Linked DNA regions of Homo sapiens: region 2 is linked to region 1. A link is a loop called in an ENCODE intact Hi-C map of the cell type or tissue named here. Cell type or tissue: ascending aorta. All regions are shown on one strand.

Region 1 (2,500 bases):
AGTAAACAGGACATTTTTTGAAGTCCTGCTGGCACATATGCAGTCCTCACACAACGCCTGGTGGATGATTGATTCATTTTAAGAGAGCAGATGAGCTAGGCTGTCTACAAATGTGTCGGATCCAGCTCCCGCCATCCTTCCTTCGCAAAGCAGAGCTTGCCAAGCCTGCGCACCCACGGGCTGCCTCTCTTCAAAGGGCGGAGCCTGTGCAGTGAGCGTTTGGCCACCTGGTCGCACACCGAGTGCTCGTCAGCGCGCATGGCCTGAGCGTTCTGCCCTGACACTCGCTGGCCTCTGGGCGCTTCTGTCTTTGACAACGTCCTGAACACTGTGGGAAGGCTCACTAGCATTCCACTCCTTCCCTAATGTGGAGTGGGTGTGATTTGAGGGGTTTGGCCCCCACCCCAGCTGCAGGGGTAAGTCACACTAGTTTGGGCTAATTAGCAGAATCTCATCTCCTTAGCGCAAACAACATTGATTCAAGAATGATCAGGGATCCCAGCCCAAACCAAGCCTTGCTGCAGCAATCAGCCGCTCTTGGGTTTGGGGGGAGGATACGGCGTGTGTCCCAAGGTGGGTCCACCCAGCGAAGCCAGTATTCCTCCTTGATGACTTTGGAAAGAGTCTCTCTCTCGTTCCGGAGGGTGTGATGTGTGAGGTTGGAACCACGAGGGACACCAGCTTGAGAACAAAGCCAAACTAAGGGGCGGGCGGAGCCAAGACGGAGGAGGCGAGTCCGGAGCAAACATACCGGATCTCAGGAGCCCCGTGACTGCTGCTCTTGGCTGACTCGTCACAAAGCATCCAGACGCGTCTCGGCCCTGCGTCCAAGACGCAAAGTTGTGCGGCAACCAAGCCTAGAGCTAAGCAGTCACCAGGAGTGGAGACAAAAGCAGTGAAAGGATGGGAGCGAAAACACGGATCCCGAGAACGAAGCCACGAGTGCAAAGCCGGGCGTTGTGCAAACTATCCCGGGCCTCTGCTGCCCCCTGGCGGACGCCGCGCGGGAGCCCAGAACCGGAGCGCTCTGAGCGAAGCCGACTCCATCCGACACCGCCGCCTCCCAGAGGGCTGCCCTGGGAAGTCACTGAAAACAGCCTGCGGAAGATTTCTCCTGTGTCACGTGGGGGGAAGAACAGCCGCTACCTGTTAGATTGCCATGAGGTTGAATGGCCAAAATGGATAACCGGGACCAGAGTTATCCTCCCACCTGAAAGAAGCAGGAGGAAACCAACAAAACTATAGAAACAACCGTTTTCAAAACCCAGCACACCAGATGCAGAGGACAGTGATCCTACTACCCAGACAGTTTCCGGGCCACAGCACAGGAGGTGCGGGAACCCGGACAGGGCTTGACCCCATGAGCTCACCCTCACGAGTTGAGGGACTAAGCCGAGTCCTCAGGGCAGGCACGGCGTCCCTGGAGGAAGAGGGGGCTGCACAGACACAACTCCAGTGATCCACAAAGGCTGCGGCCAGGGTGCAGCAGGGCGGCTCAGCACGTGCAGGCGAGGAAGCTGCCAGAGGCCCAGAAAGATCCCCGTGGGGCTGGAGGGAAGATCCGCCTGTGTTTGCACAGGGCGGGAACAGCGCCTCCCCCATCAGCCAGACTGCAGGCTCACCACTCAGGAGGCACGGGACAGCCCTGCTTCAGGGGTGGGAGCAGTTATTACTAAACGCAGCTCTATCCCCATCTGAGAAACGTCAAAGGCAGGACCGGAAAGCATCAGACTGTTACAAAGTAACTTAACCGTACCCCAGAACAAAGCCTGAAAATACACACAGGAAAACAAAGACATCCAGCACACAACAAGAAAAAAGTGGCAATGTCTACCACCCAGTAAGAAATGACCATGCATGAAGTGAGGGAGAAAAAAATTACCCATAATGAAGAGAAAATGCAATCAGTGGACGAAGTGCCAGGACACAACCTGTCAAAATGGGTGGGATTTGGCTAAAGCAATACTTAGAGGGAAAATGATAGCACTACACTAGGTTAGAAAGGAAGAGGGATCTCAAATCTCAGCTTCCGCCTTAAGAGCGAATTAAACCCAAAGTAAGAAGAAAGGAAACAAGAAAATTCAGAGCATAGGCCAGGTGCAGTGGCTCAAGCCTGTAATCCCAGCACTTTGGGAGGCCGAGATGGGCAGACTATTTGAGGTCAGAAGTTTGAGACCACCCTGGCCAACATGGTGAAACCCCGTCTCTACTAAAAATACGAAATTTAGCTGGGCGTGGGGGCGTGCACCTATAATCCCAGCTACTCGGGAGGCTGAGGCAGGAGAGTAGCTAAAGCCCGAGACGTGGAAGTTGCAGTGAGCAGAGATCGCACCACTGCACTCCAGCCTGGGTGACAGAGACTCTGTCTCAAGAAAGAAAGAAGAAAGGAAAGGGAAAGGGAAAAGGAGAGAGAAAGAGAGAAAGAAAGATCAGAGCACGAAAGGAAAAGAAAGAGAGAGAAAGAAAGAAGAAAGGAAAGGGAAAGGGAAAAGGAGAGAGA
Region 2 (2,500 bases), 1.2 Mb before region 1:
TACAGGCGTGAGCCACTGTGCCCAGCCGTAAACTAGTTTTTAAAGCTGATCAAGGGCTTGGTCACTTCATGTTGGACAAGGGGTTGGGTGAGTCATGACACTCAGCCTTTCCCATGCAGTGTCTCTTTCCCAAGGGTTCTAGAAGGAGGTGAAGGGGCCACCAGACCCCCATGCACTGCCCTCCCCCACAAAGACCTCTACTGCACCCCCAGAGGACCCATTGTACCCACGCAGGCGTCTTCGTCCTGAGCCTGAGCTGTCACAACACTGGAATCTGCTCGCTTTTCCCTGGGACAGCTTTGTGTTACTAGAGTTGGGTCTGAGGTTTGCACATCATGTCGCCCGCCCCAGGTCCCCCCAGGCCAGACACAGGGCACTTTGAGTCCCGGGCCCCCCAAGTTCCAGCTGATATGTACTATGGGCTTCCTGAGACTTCCCCGGTCCTGGGCACACCTGTTTTGCTGTGGAACTCTTGACTTGGCTTCTGCCTTTGCCTAGAGTCCTGGAAATGTCCAGAAGCCTGGGGGCGGGGCCAAACAGATCACCCTGTATCTTTCTTCCCTGATTCCCTAGAGCAAATGGCAAACGTTTTGGTTTTAAATCAGAGACAGTGGACCTCATAGTCTTTGAACATATCCCTTGGTCTTGGTCTCTAGCTCTTTTCGTTTTTCATTTTGAAACCTGGGGGTCTGTTGCCAGGCCTGGAATCCTGGAGCCCCATCACAGGCAATCTCTTGCGTGCTGTGGCTTCTTGACTGCACCCAATTGTGGTCTAACTCACCCTTTTCTTTCACCTCCTGTTCTCTCTCCAGCCTTGCAGCTTCAGGACTGCTGATCCTGATTATGCTGTGCAAAGGGTGTTCGTTCCACGGTCACACTGTCTCTATGAGGCAGCAACGTCTAGGAGTGTTATCCCCATTGAGGGGGCAGATAAACCAAGGAAGGAGGAGGGCAGGTGCTGGCCCAAGTCACACACAGATGAAGGCACACATGGTCACGCATACCTGGGAAAGCTTAGCAGCACTCCTGGCTCTCCTCAGGAGTTCATAGAACCCTGCGCTGTGTGGACCACCGAGCTCAGAAGGGTTGCTGTGTGATGCTCGAATCAGGAGGCTCTGATGGACTCTTCCCTTCTCTGTCTCTCCAGCATCTGACTGAGGCACGTTTATGGGACTCTGGCGAGGAAGACTCCGGTTTGCAGAACACCTCCAATGTAGGCAGAGCACCAATCTAAGCCTGCAGAGACTAGATAATAACAGTTGGAAGATGTCTTTCTTCCCTCCTTCCTTCCCCTTGCGCCCGCCCCCTCCCCAAACTAGAAAGTGATGGGATCTTTGTGTCATTTGCATGATGACTTCTGGGACTCCTGTGAATTAGTTGCTTCTTCCTTCTATATTTCCCCAACCCAGGGCCACTGCTTAAATTGAACAAATGATGCATCACAAAACTACAACGGGACTCTTCAAATTCACGGTCGGCGCAATCTGTATGTAATTGTATTGCAACAATTGTCCAGCAGATGGCAGTAAAGTGTCATGAAACAGAGTTGCCTGGTGACCTGTGCTGCACCTTTGTGAGTTAGCGGTGACCAGGCTTCACACACTGGACTTACTGGAGTCACTACTAAGCCAAGGCCACAGCAGAAAGAGCACTGCGTTTTGCATGACCTAGGGGCTCCAAGTCGGCCTGGCTGCACCAGAGCCCTTTCAAAACACGCGGTTTAGTTCAGGGCTCACATTGGCCATTGCCTGGTTTTGTTTGGCCAGCAAGGTAAGAATGGTTTTAACATTTTTGAATGACTGAAAAAAAAAAAGAAAATAATATTTTGTGGAAGGTAAAACTCACATAAAATTCAAATTTCAGGGTTTGTAAATGAAGTTTTGTTGGACACATGAGTGCTCATTTGTTCAGTGTTGTCTCTGCTGCTTTGAGTTGAGAAGCCGCCGCAGACACCGTGTGGCCGCAGAGCCTAGAATATTTACTGTCTGGCCCTTTACAGGAAAATGTGCAAAGCCCTGGATTGCTCCTTTGGGACTTCATCAGCTGCAAACCCTCACAGTATTTTTGTGTGTTTGGAAGTAAGAAGAGAGCAAGCGAGGGCCGAGACCTAATGGGAAGACCCGGCGGCTGGGAGAAGGTGGTTATGAGCTCTCTTATTCCAGGGCACAGCACCCTGTCTGGGAAGTCGGGGGGCAGGCCTTGGCAGAAGTGATCCCCCTCAGTCCTAGGACTAGCTGCAGTTCCTGTGGCCCTGTCTTCAACGTTACATTCTTGCTTCAGCATCCCTGCTGGTCTGAGGGTCCTAGTCCGTGCACCAACTTTGATTCCTGGACCTAGCAGAATAATGCTTCCAGATTTTCAAACTCCTTGGGTGACAATTTGAGCATCTGCTAATGTCAGCCCTGTCTGAAATCCCAGCTGATTTTCAACACTGTGTAAGGGAACTCCTTCATGAGTCTTGGATGGGTAATGGATGATAGGGTCAAGTTGACATTTGACA

The links. Peaks named below come from ENCODE experiments on the same cell type or tissue, not always from the same donor. Only the 100,000 strongest peaks of a DNase experiment are listed, where the experiment ranks them.
Region 2: it touches region 1 in a loop (5-fold over the local background); 105 of 110 quality-filtered maps call a loop at or near these places.

What each region holds. Positions count from the first base shown.
Region 1 is chr10:44,864,020-44,866,519 of GRCh38, forward strand. The region is part of intron 2 of TMEM72-AS1 (TMEM72 antisense RNA 1); the gene reads right to left. Among named protein-coding and RNA genes, the nearest start is that of TMEM72, 46 kb to the right of the region's middle. In ascending aorta, a CTCF peak has its summit at 997 (motif pointing left); DNase peaks (open chromatin) are centred at 992 and 1,372; H3K4me3 peaks cover 1,080 bases; H3K27ac peaks cover 885 bases.
Region 2 is chr10:43,670,309-43,672,808 of GRCh38, forward strand. It overlaps ZNF32-AS3 (ZNF32 antisense RNA 3), which reads left to right. Exons shown (of 5, transcript NR_038867.1): 2 at 813-1,213; 3 at 1,410-1,770; 4 at 2,000-2,137. Among named protein-coding and RNA genes, the nearest start is that of ZNF32, 23 kb to the left of the region's middle. RefSeq lists an enhancer at 914-1,083. In ascending aorta, a CTCF peak has its summit at 1,507 (motif pointing right); a DNase peak (open chromatin) is centred at 1,583.